2 separate regions of the Homo sapiens genome follow, and region 1 is linked to region 2. The links are chromatin contacts, found by Hi-C or POLR2A ChIA-PET in ENCODE. All regions are on one chromosome and are shown on one strand. The core of a region is the stretch at or near the end of the contact, and the rest is flanking DNA. Distances in the headings are between cores, read along the strand shown. Region 1 overlaps FHIT (fragile histidine triad diadenosine triphosphatase). Region 2 overlaps CFAP20DC-DT (CFAP20DC divergent transcript).

Region 1 (6,160 bases), core at 2,222-4,721, 620 kb after region 2:
TATTCTACCTCGTGAAGTGTCAGAACTCATTGTCTTAGGGAATCCAGGTGCTGGCATCACATATTTAGCAAATCTCATTTCCCTCTCTCTCACACCGCAGAGCACTCTCTAGTCCAAGCACAGTGCAGGGCAGAATCCAGAGCTTATTTTATTTAATCCTCACAATTTTGTGATTTTTACAGATGAAAAAACTGAGGTCTGGGGAATAGAATTGTTTTTCACAGGCACAAAGCTGGTAATTGGTAGATCTGGGATTTGAACCGAGGTCCAGGAAACTCTAGAGCCCATATTATTGCCATACTAGGCTCCCTCTCTAAATAACTTTCTCATTAAGTGAGCAGAGAGAGAGGAGCCAGACTGCCCTGAGGCCTTTGGTATTAATAGGAGGCTAAGAAGCTCATGCAGCTAAGTCTCTTTATCCAACGGCACATCCCTGGAAGGAGAAAATGGGCTCTGTTGGAATCCTTCCACTGACAGGAAGCTCTCTACCTCACATAACTACAGACCTGATTACTAAAAAGACTTTGGTTTGCCTTTCCAAAACTCATATCCAGTGATCACAATTGTGGCCTCTGAAGCAGTTTGATTCAATACTAATTGCACTCAGTACTTGGATCTATCATAACTGTAACATTAAACAATGTTTTCCCCTCGCAGGGTTCTTTTGAGGATACAGTGAGTATTAAAATGGGCTGGTACATAGTAAGAATTTGCCCAATGTTAATTATAAAAATTTTCCTGATATTACTTGGTAAGTTATTCTGTTAAATGGAATAAACACCCATGAATGCCACATATAAACCAACAGCTTTGACCCTCATAATGACCCCCATCTATCCATGTTGTCCTCCCCCATTTATCTTCTTGTCTCCAAGGTCATTATGTTCCTGAGTGCCAGGTTCATCTTTCTTCTTACAGGGTTTTATTGCATGTATAATTGGTCCTAACATGCTTTATAATCTAAGCTGTTTTAAATTTTATAAAAAGGATTCCATCCTTATTTAATCTTATGCTATCCTCACAAACTTATTTTCCCCCACTTGATATTTTACTATGAAGAAATTAAAAGTTACCTACAACTGAATAATAATGAAATGCTACATATTAAAATCTGTACTTATAATAGAAGATAGCCTCAATGTTAATAAGGTGTCAATCTTAAGTATACAAAAACTGAACAAAATAAGTTCATATTTAGCAAAAGAAAAACCACAATAAATATGAGCACAAATTGATGAAATAGAAAAATATTTTCTAGAAAAGATCAAAAAAGTCAAAAGTAGATTCTTTGATAAAATAATTAATAGATAAACCTTTTTTTGTTTTTTTTTTTTGAGACGGAGTCTTGCCCTGTCGCTCAGTCTGGAGTGCAGTGGCACTAACTTGGCTCACTGCAAGCTCTGCCTCCCGGGTTCATGCCATTTTCCTGCCTCAGCCTCCCAAGTAGCTGGGACTACAGGCGCCCGCCACCACGCCCGGCTAATTTTTTTGTATTTTTAGTAGAGACGTGGTTTCACTGTGTTAGCCAAGATGGTCTTGATCTCCTGACTTCGTGATCCACCCGCCTCGGCCTCCCAAAGTGCTGGGATTACAGGTGTGAGCCACCACGCCCAGCCAATAGATAAACCTTTGACAATATCGATTAAAAGAGGAAGATGTTTTGAATGAAAAAGTGAATATTTATTACAACTAAAATAATAAATGGCTATTGTCAACAACTATCTGTCAAAATTTTTAAAAATTTAGATGAAATGTATAAATGCCTAAAAATTTATAACTAACCATAATGGACCCAAGAAATAACAAAAAGTTTATATAGCCCTATGGCTATTAAATAAATTAAGGTAATTGTTAAAATTTTTTTTGCAAAGAAAACATCACACCAGGTGATTTTACACGCAAATTTTTCCCAATGTTCAAGGAAGACATCATTCCAATTTTATGCAAACTCTTCCATATGATAGAAAAAAAGAGATTATTCCCCATAGATTCTGTAAATCAGTATAACCCTGTTACTAGGACCAGGCATAAAAATCACAAGGGAGGAAAATTACAGCCTTCTCTCACAAAGGAATATAGATGCAGACCATTCTTCTTAGTAGTATACTCAATTGTAAGGCATAACAAATTTTATTTCCAATATACAAGTAGCAGTGTAACATTACAGAAAGATTTCATTAGCTTTGGAATGTACCATTTTTCTAGCTGTATAATGTAGCAATGTTATCTAATTTCTCTAAGACTCAGTTTCCTTCTTTGCAAAATGGCTTTTTATAATATCTATCTAATTCTGTGGGAATTAAGGAAGTAAACAATATAAAGCCCTTAGCTCAGAGTCTGGAAGTAACAGTAAGCAATAATAAGTTACAGCTTCTATTTATCAAGTACTTAGCTCCCCGGCTGAGTATTTTTTTTTTTTTTAACTCTCCTTTAATCCCCACAACCACCCTGAATGGTGGAGATTATGCTCAATTAGTGAATAAAGAAACTGAGTCAAGTGGAATTTCAACAACTCACCCAAAGTCACATAAGTTGCAAAAAGTCACGCTAATGTAACAATCGCAGTCTCTGAATACTGATGCCTGGGGTCCTTTCAAATGTGGAGCTGATATTACCAGCTGCTATCGGGGACACAGCACTTCCTCTGAGGGGCACTGGAGTTCCTTCCACAAGGCATGGAATGTGTTCACCTTTTCAGGGGAAGCAGTTTTCAAGTTGGGGTTTGATTTGTGACATGTGAGATTAAATTGCAGCATTTCTAATGGAAAGGCTTCAGAGGGCAGGAATGAGCGATACACTGTCATTTCTCCATCTCTGCGTGAGGAACCTTAAGCACTAATGAGATCAGATATGTCACCGCAACTCTCTCCACTCTGCCACAGATTCCAGGTCAGAATATTTTTTTTTTTAAACATTCTGGCCACTTCACTGCCTACCTGCAACTCTCTACCACGTTCCTGACATATAAGATTTATGATAATTTACCTTAGGCAGGGCTTGGAGTTTTATTCCACCAGGTTATCAAAAATGTTGCCAATAATCTCTTTCATATTTTCATAGGACAAGATTATACAAATAATATTCCACCCTATTCTTTCCCTAGAGAAACTTACATATCGATTAGACAGGGAGGCCTAACAAAGATTCAAGAGTCAGTTTGTCCTATGAGCGTGGAAAACACCACTCCTGTTAAAGATTACAGAGTGACGTCACTTATGACTATGCTGTGCAAAGTGCTGGGTTTTTTTTTTTTTTTTTGTATCCTAAGGGGCTTTATGCTTGTCTTTGTACTATTGGTGCCTTGGGAAGGAAAACAAGAATGCATTTCTCAACATTTATGTCTGCAGCGATACTGGGAACTGTGAATGCTAACATATTTTTAAAGAGCTCTGATAGAGAGAAACCAGGTGGTGAAAGAAGGTAGTGAACAAGCCTGGATACAGAAAGGTTTAGAGTAGAACTTACGGGCGCCACCTGCTGGTCCCCTGACACCACTGCCCAGAGCTTCCAGTTCCCCTAATTGGAGTCTCAGCTTTATGGCCAGTTGGCTCAGCTGAATATTATTAAATGATTTCTGTCTTCAACTATGCTTAGACACAGCCTTGGAGACAAGTAAGTAATGCAGAGAGAGTAAAAGGGAGTGAGTAGATGTCAAAGAATGGTTTGCCCATTCAACATATGTGTGACTGCTGTGAAAGGTGTATGGGAGTTTCCCACATCATCTATCAGCAAAAAGACATAAATGGTGATCTTCCTTCCTTTTCCCACCTTCTTTTTTTTTTTTTTTTTTTTTTTTTGAGATGGAGTGCTGGAGTGCAGTGGAGCGATCTCGGCTCACTCCAACCTCCACCTCCTGGGTTCCAGTGATTCTCTTGCCTCAGCCTCCCAAGTAGCTGGGATTACAGGCGCCCGCCACTACGCCTGGCTAATTTTTTGTATTTTTAGTATAGACGGGGTTTCACCATGTTGGCCACGATGGTCTCAAACTCCTGACCTTGTGATTCACCTGCCTCGGCCTCCCAAAGTGCTGGGATTACAGGTGTGAGCCATCGTGCCCAGCCTTTTCCCTTTCTTTCTTGGAGAGAAATGATAGCATCTGAGGAGGCAGGAGCGAGGGGTGTCTTGTGGAGGTGGGTAGTGATGGCAGCCTGCTCTGTAACTGAACATGCAGGGCAACGTGGGGAGAGGGGTGCTGCATGGATGGGGGCAGTGGTGTTTCTAGTGTGTGAGGAAGCAGAGCAGAGGATGAGATGTACGCAGGTGGTGGGCAGTGAAGGCTAATATTGAACAAATGAGTATATATATTAAGGATAATGGGAACCAAGTTTCTGTCAGAGAAGGTATTTATAAATGTGGAAGGGGGAAAAGACTTAGATTTGAATTGAAGATACTGATATGAATTCATGTGGCTTATGTGTAAACATATACACATACCCAGATATGGAAATAATAATAAGTGTGTGTTTGTGTGGACTTATATGTACATATTTCCTAGCTCTGTGTTGACTGGGTCTCAAAGCATTGACATCACAGGAACAATAAGCATGCTAAGCACCCAGATCTTGATTTCTAAAATCATTCTACACGGACAGGAACCAGAGCTGCTTGGAGAAGTGGCTGATTCCAAGGCTGGACAGGGACAGTATAAGATGATCCTGGAGCATCTTTTTTGTACCAGAATATAAAGAAATGCTCAAAGAATGATGGGGAGATCTGGCAAGTACCAACTGGACCAGGTGATCAAGTGGGGATACGGTCAGTGTGGTTGCCTTCTGATGTGATATGCTGAGAAGAGCTCAGCAGCGTTTTTGTGGAATTCCTGCCAAGATGGCATGGAAGAATACATGACTTGAGTCTAATAATGAAGAAACAGTGGAAGCTCCAGAGAAAGAGTCATCCTACAGGAAAAAAAGACCTATACTCTTTAAGGCAGGAAAACACGAGACAGGGAAAGAATAAAAATCCATTCCAGGCTGGGTGCTGTGGCTCACGCCTGTAATCCCAGCACTTTGGGAGGCTGAGGCGGGTGGATCACCTGAGGTTAGGAGTTCAAGCCCAGCCTGGCCAACATGGTGAAACTCCGTCTCTACTAAAAATACAAAAAATTAGCCAGGCATGGAGGTGTGTGCCTGTAATCCCAGCTACTCCAGAGGCTGAGGCAGGAGAATTGCTTAGAAGCTGGGAGGCGGAGGTTGCAGTGAGCTGAAGATCGCGTCACTGCACTCCAGCCTGGGCGACAGAGGGAGACTCTGACTCTCAACAAACAAACAAACAAACAAAACCATTCCAGATTGGAGGAAACTGATGAAAAATAATAATTAAATGCAGTGTATGTTTCTGTATAGCATCCTGGACCAAAAAAGAAAATGTCATCACTGAGACAGTTGGCAAAATGTGAATGGGGCCTGTGGACTGAATGGTAGTGCTGTATCAGTGTTGATTCCTGATTGGAAGTGTTTTTATAATAGTAATGAGAAGAGTGCTCTTGTTTTGGGAAGGTAATCAAACACCTGAAGAGTGATGGAGCATCATATCTGAAAGGGAATATCTATATATTGATCTCTCTGAATGAAAGAGAATTAAAATGTTGCAAGGTGGATAATCAGGGTGAAAGGATACCGCAGTTCTTGCTACCCTTCTGTCGGTTTGAAACAGCTTCAGAATTAAAAAAAATACTAAAAGTGCTGAGCTCTGAGAAGAAGAAAATAGCATAAGTTTAATGGGAAAATTATGTTATACATGATTAGAATCCTTCTTTGTTTTCTGAGAAGACCCTTTGTTGGGAAGAATTGATGATCAGGAATGCAAATGAGAATGGCCAAAGGACAGCTAGCTGACTTACAAAAAGAAAAAGAAGATTCGGTATAAAGAAGGAGAGAAGGGTGACCAGGTATGCAAGGAGAAAAACTGATTGCTAGATATTGAGAGAGAGTACTTGCAAACAAGCAAACAGTTGCCATAGGGAATGGAACTTGTAGGGAAAAGAAGGATGTTGGAGAAAAGTTGAATAAATTTTGAAGTGTTAGGTGTAATATAATTCTTCTGTTATTCCAAATCACCACCCATAACATCCACACCCTTCATCAACACCCTTAAGACACAGGTATTTATTTGTTTACCTTGTTTGTTTGATTTAATGAAAAGTATGAGACTGACTGGA
Region 2 (6,498 bases), core at 3,705-6,204:
ATTGATATATAATGAAATGTACACTGATGAGTTTTCATAGATTTATATAATCTGTAACTACCACTATTATCAAGATATAGAAAATTATCATTACCCAGTAAATTCCTTGTGCCCTTCTTAGTCAATAATCAGCCCTCATCCCTGACTCCAGGCAACCACTGATCTTCTTTCTGTCACTAATGATTAGATTTGTCTTTCCCAGACTTTCATAAAAATGGAATTATACTGTTTCCTTTGGTGTCTGGCTTCTGTTGCTCAACATAATGTTTTTGAACTCACCCATGTTGTTGTGTCTATCAGTAGTTTGTTTCCTTTTTATTGCTGAATAACATTCCATTGTATGAATATACCTCAATTTAATTAGCTACTTACCTGGTGATGGACATTTGGGCAGTTTCTAATTTTTGACTATTATAAATAAAGCTGTCATGAACATCCATCTGCAAGTCTTTGTGTGGACATCTGTTTTCATTTGTCTTTCATTCAGGATAAATACTTCTATGGCTTGAATGATGGTGTTCCCTCCCAATTCATGTTGGCAGTGAATCTCCAATGCAACAGTATTATGAGGTGTGGATTTTGAGAGGTTATTAAGTCATGAGTGTTCTACCCTCATGCATGGAATTCGCATCCTTATAAAGGGGCTTGAGGTTGAAAGGAGCATTTTTTTAGTCCTTCTGTCCTTTCTGCCATGTGAGGACACAATTTTTGTCCCCTCCAGAGAATACAGCACAAGGCGCCATGTTGGAAGCAGAGAACAGCCTGCACCCAACAACAAACTTGCTGGCTTTTTTATCTTGGACTTCCTAGCCTCCAGAACTCTGACACAATACATTTCTGTTCTTTATAAATTACCCAGTGTGTGGTGTTTTGTTATAGCAGCACAAGAAGACTGAGACACATATATCTAGGAGTGGAATGGCTGGATCATATAGTAAGAGAATGTTTAGCTTTATAAGAGAGAATCAAACTATTTTCCAAGATGATTGAACTACTTTATTTTTCCACCAGCAATGTTGGAGAGTTCCCATTACTTCATATCCTCATCAACACTTGGTATTGTCAGGCTTCTAAATTTTGGTCATTCTAACAGATGTGGAGTGATATCTCATTATGGTGTTAATGTGCATTTCCCTGATAACGCGTGATGTTAACTACCTCTTCATGTGCTTATTACCTATAAGCATGTCTTTTTTTGTACAGATTCTGTTCAAATCTTTGTCTATTCTTTTTATTTGTTTGTTTGGCTTTTCTTTTCTTCTCTTTCTTTTCCTTTCTTTCTTTTTTTTTGAGATAGGATCTTGCTCTGTTGCCCAGGCTGGACTGCAGTGGCACGATCATGACTCACTGCAGCCTCAACCTCCTGGGCTCATTTGATCTTCCCACCTCAGCCTTCCAAGTAGCTGTGGCTACAGGCGTGTGGTACCATAACCTGCTATTTTTTTTTTTTTTTGAAGAGACGGAGTTTCACCATGCTGCCCAGGCTGGTCCCAAAATCCCGGCCTCAAGCCATCCACCTACCTTGGTCTCCCAAAATGTCGGGATTACAGATGTGAGCCACTGTGCCTGGCTGTTTGGCTTTTTTAAAAAAATTGAATCGTAAGAATCCTTCCTTTATTAAATTGTAGGAATCCTTATATATTCTAGACAAAAGTCCTTTGTCTTGTGTGTATGTATACTTAATATATGTACTTATACATATATACTCATACATATATAGTAATAATAGTTAACTATACCCAATATCAAAATAAATCAAATAATATGTAACACTATAATAATGTGTAACAGTACATCAATTTTCAAAAAATGCTAACACTTGTTTGGAGTTGTGTTTTTTTTGTTTTTTTTTTTTTTTGAGATGGAGTCTTGCTTTGTCACCAGGCTGAGTTCAGTGGCATGATCTCAGCTCACTGCACCCTCTGCCTCCCGGGTTCAAGCGATTCTCCTGCCTCAGCCTCCTGAGTAGCTGGGACTACAGGAGCATGCCACCACGCCCAGCCAATTTTTGTATTTTCAGTAGAGACGGGTTTTCACCATATTGGCCAGGATGGTCTCGATCTCTTGACCTTGTGATCTGCCCGCCTTGGCCTCCCAAAGTGGTGGGATTACATGTGTGAGCACCTGGGCTGGAGCTGTATTTTTAAAATAAACAGTTTAAGGGTCAGGACAATAGAGTGTACGAGGTATAGCACTTTAACACTGAAATTCCGGACAGAAGATTACTGTGCAGCACTCACTGATGTCTAAATATTTTGTAACTCACCGTGCAGAAGTATTATTGCAAATTCTTTAATTTCAAATTATATCATTAACTCTCCACTGGTTGCAGACTGAACAGCTTAATTTTACTTGGCACATTTCTTCCATTCCTTTTGGCTTGCTGAAATCACATAGCCTGGTGAACATATTAAACCTATAGATGTTACATACTGCTTCACAATTCAGATGGTTATTAACAATCCTTCTCTCAGCTCTTCAGCTCAATTCATCTAGAATTACCCTGATTATCTAGCATGACCTTCTGAATTCTCATAAGGATGAAGATACATGTCAGGGGATTAAAAAGATGCAGTTTGCAGTTTAGCTTCCTGGTGGCAATAGGAAGATCTATTTTCCCAACAGTTACTTAATTCCATCATAATATCTCCTTTACCTATAGGGAGAACAGCAGTATATTTCTTTGTGCTCAGCTTAGCCTGCCAGCTGAGTACTTCTCTTTTTCCTCCTCTACACCCTCCTTCCTGTGTTTCTCTAGTGTCCAAATACCAGAAACCAACCTTTCTATTTCCTGTGAGTTAGGAAATATTATCACAGCCAGGGTATTGTTGAGAAATTAAATTTAACAAATAAAAGTGCAGTGAAGTTTTAAATAAAAATCAGGCACATCGCTAGAATTTGCTTTTAACTGCAGACCTTCTAAGAAATTATATTTTTACTCCTAGCAAATTACCTAGGAGAAAAAAATGACAAGAGTAATCTATTTTTTTCACAGCTGGTCGGTTGGCCAGAGTTTCTCATCAAGGAGTACATGCTGTTTGCTCCCCAGATGGACAGCCTGGATGAGCTACAAATCCACAGAGCCTGGGACACAAGGTGGAAATTACACTGCCAGTACTTTTAATCTTGCACAGCTCTGCACACTTGAAATTGCAAGTGGCCCATTTCCAAATGAGCATCTATTGGGACAATATCCTATATCTTGTCAGAATGAGTCCCATTAAATCCTCAGCTGGAATTAGACCAAAAACTTGTAATAATTACAGTAAACTTATTAAAAAGTTGAAGCCCTAGACTGTGACAGTGAAAACACTCAAGCGACATTAACAGTAATTGAAATTTCTGTGAGTTTTTCTTTTTCAATCAGTCCTTGTTTATGGCTAAGCAAAAACACCGAAATGAGAAGGTGTGAAACCACAACACCCAGCTTCTCAGGGGGGGAATTGTCTTTTGTTTCATTATAAAACGTAGTGTTAGAATGGAAGTGAATTGCTCATTCTCAGCCTGGGGCACCTGCCAAACCCATGCCCCCACTCCCAGAAGGAGCTCTAGTCACCATCAGGAATGAATGACCCAGCCTCTCCCCAGTAGTGTGGCCCCCCTTTCCTCTCTCATCTGCTATTCTACCTTCAACATTCACTGCCTCCCCTACTAAGTTCTGAGAGTTAAAGACAAGAGTAATAAAGAAATGATTTGGAAACCTGGCCTAGCAAATATTTTGCTAGTACATTTCAGAGTTCTTTTCAAAAGTTGAAAATATTGGCCGGGTGCGGTGGCTTTTGCCTGTAATCCCAGCACTTTGGGAGGCTGAGAGGGGCAGATCAGGAGGTCAGGAGATCGAGACCATCCTGGCTAACACAGTGAAACCTGTCTCCACTAAAAATACAAAAAAAAAAAAAAATTAGCTGGGCGTGGTGGCGGGCACCTCTAGTCCCAGCTACTCGGGAGGCTGAGGCAGGAGAATGGCGTGAACCCAAGAGGCAGAGCTTGCAGTGAGCCAAGATTGCACCACTGCACTCCAGCCTGGGTGACAGAGTGAGACTGTGTCTCAAAAAAAAAAAAAAAAAGTTGAAAATATCAAAATAAACTTTTCTGAGCTTCAGTCACAAAGACGACTTTACTTTCAATCTATCTCCAGATGGGAAAGTTTTTAAAAGGAGCTTTATCAAGTTAGGAGACGCTCCCCAGCTCCCCAGCCTGTTTTTCAGGGACTGTACACTGAGCAAGCAGTACACCTGATTGTGCTTGTTTTTTTTTTTTTTTTTTTTTTTTTGTACTTCTGTATTTCTAGGAGTAATTCTTAGGCAACTGTAGTTTTGTTTTGTTTTGACTTTTACAACTCAGGATGACATGAAAGACAATTTGGACTCTTGAGAGAGGCACAGTAAAAAAAAAAAAATCTGAAAATATGGGTCATTGGAGGGCAGGCTATTCTCAATGGCAAGTGTGAATTAGAAGTCGTGTCTGATGAATGTAATCATATCCTTTTTTAAAAAAAATAGAAATTTCTAAGTTCAACCAAGTGCTCCAAGTAGGGGCCAAACCACAGCTGGAGTACCAGGTTGAGTTGTGGGTGTCAGATGGCAGGAGAGACAGAAACAAATTGGAGTAGACCCAGAGTAGAGTGACAAGGATGGTGAGGAGGTTCACATCCAAACCTCATGGGCAAGGTCAAAAGAGAGAACTCTTTGGAGACCTCACTTGGCTAAGAGGGAGTCACATTATTCTGCATGGCTGTAGGGGACAGAGGTGTGACCCAAGGGTGAAAGGTAGGAACACCAAGATAGAGTGTTAAGTCTTTTCTGACTGAGGACGAACTGTGCTGGAGAGGCTGACTGCATGGCTGTCTTCGCAATTTCACTTAGACCTGACCCTAAGTGAAGAAAGGAAGGAGAGGAAAAATGAGCCGTCAAAGATCAGAGTGCATTCCATTTCTGTGGAGGTGTCCAGGGAAGGGCTGGGCATTAAATGGAGTTATTGTGGCAGGGACTTACTCATGCCTGAACAATTGAAGAATAACTCTAGGTCCCTCCCAATTCAAATGTTGTGTGGTTTTATGGGACTGGATTTATTTCTTCAAGAGGATGAGACATATTTTGTCATTAGCGTCCAAACGAATGCCAGTACTCCATAGGAAAATCATTTTTCTTAAATATTTCACAGATTCTACTGTTACGATCTTTACAACCCTTTTCTTCTTAGATATTATGATGTAAACCTCATTCTAGTCAAATTTAAATGTATCAGGGATTCTGCGGTAGCTAAAATTTAATGAATTTGCTTTTGAAATGAGAAAAGGGATGATGATGATGATAATGATCATCGCCACTTTAAACACTTGTTTAAGAGTAAGATGTCATATTTTAAAGGGTTTAAACCATCTATAGAATGGATTCAGAATTGCCTATGCAGCATTTGTATTCTAAATATTCTGTGTTGTGAGAGGATAGTTATGGTGTCACTAGAGTTTTCATAACTTAAAATAGCCTCCTGACATGAGATGATTTTAGGCTCTAGAACAGAATTAGCATCTTTACCTGTTAGGTAATACATTATTTTTTGATTATTAAGTGATAGCTCTAATGAAAAGGCACTTCAGGGCCCCGGAATAGGTTCTTACTCAAATGCTGATGCGAGGTGCAGTGAGAAAGTATTGAGTGACAACATAGAACACGTTAGCTCTATTTTTATTCAAGCCCATAGCGGTGAAATCCTTCCTTGCACAGTGGACCAGTGTATCCTGGCCCAATTGCCTGCTCGGGAGGACAGTAAACCTAACAGAATCAGAGGACAGATAATTGAGGACAATTTAATCCTGCCTCCCAGGGTAGGTAGGGCAAAGAAAGCCCAGAAAGCGGTGAAAATGGCAGAAGGGTGGAGAAGAGAATTCCAGGGCAGCAGGATACACCACTACTTGTTGCTAGATAGCATTTAACTTACACATAATAAATCAACTTTCCTCCGTGGCTGTCTCCCTGTCAGCCCATGTGATCTCTTATTTGGCTTTTGCATGCATCTTGCCAGACCCTAGGGTGTAATCGTTTTTCCTAGTTTCTTAGGGGATAAAACAACAAAATGGCGGTGCCTGAGATGCATTTTCTCCTGCTTTCAGCACAATTATCCCAGAGTCCGCTTGGCCCTTAACCTGATTTCCTGCCCAAACCCCTCAGCCAGGACCAAGAAAAGGACTTCCTTCACTTGCCTGGGTGCCCTTGGCCTTGCCTGATAGCCTTTGTCGATTTCAGTGGGGATGAGCTCCGATTTGGGAGGATTTGCCTTAAGTCTTGAGTGCCCTCAGAATCTGCTTTGTTCCCCAGAGCAATCTTGGGGGAGCCTCACTTACCCAGGGAATGTAAATGCTGGAAAAAAAGTTTGAGGGCAAACTTCCAGATTCAGAGGGAGGGTCAGCATCCCCAGGACAATGCTGCCCCATCCAGTTTCACTCTCTTCCAGCTGACTGCTCAATGGACCCCAACTTCCTTTTCTTCTGTGCCAACC

What was found. Hi-C counts contacts between places; a loop is a spot of excess contacts on that map. ChIA-PET counts read pairs that join two places held with the same protein, here RNA polymerase II (POLR2A). Pooled maps may share reads with other maps.
Region 1: a pooled map shows a loop between it and region 2 (2.5-fold over the local background). The contact joins two enhancer-like sites. A Hi-C loop is called at or near these places in 2 of 168 maps with a recorded cell type or tissue (body of pancreas and lower leg skin) and 2 of 50 pooled maps. POLR2A ChIA-PET finds 5 or more read pairs at or near these places in 1 of 52 experiments (BJ).

The regions. Positions count from the first base shown.
Region 1 is chr3:59,854,465-59,860,624 of GRCh38, forward strand. All of the region lies in intron 8 of FHIT (fragile histidine triad diadenosine triphosphatase), which reads right to left. All of the region lies in intron 1 of LOC105377113 (a long non-coding RNA gene), which reads left to right. Among named protein-coding and RNA genes, the nearest start is that of MIR548BB, 760 kb to the right of the region's middle. Within about 2 kb of position 3,472, at least 2 of the 41 ENCODE cell types and tissues checked have a DNase peak (open chromatin) inside an H3K27ac peak, as active enhancers do.
Region 2 is chr3:59,232,342-59,238,839 of GRCh38, forward strand. The region is part of intron 4 of CFAP20DC-DT (CFAP20DC divergent transcript); the gene reads left to right. Among named protein-coding and RNA genes, the nearest start is that of CFAP20DC-DT, 150 kb to the left of the region's middle. Within about 2 kb of position 4,955, at least 2 of the 41 ENCODE cell types and tissues checked have a DNase peak (open chromatin) inside an H3K27ac peak, as active enhancers do.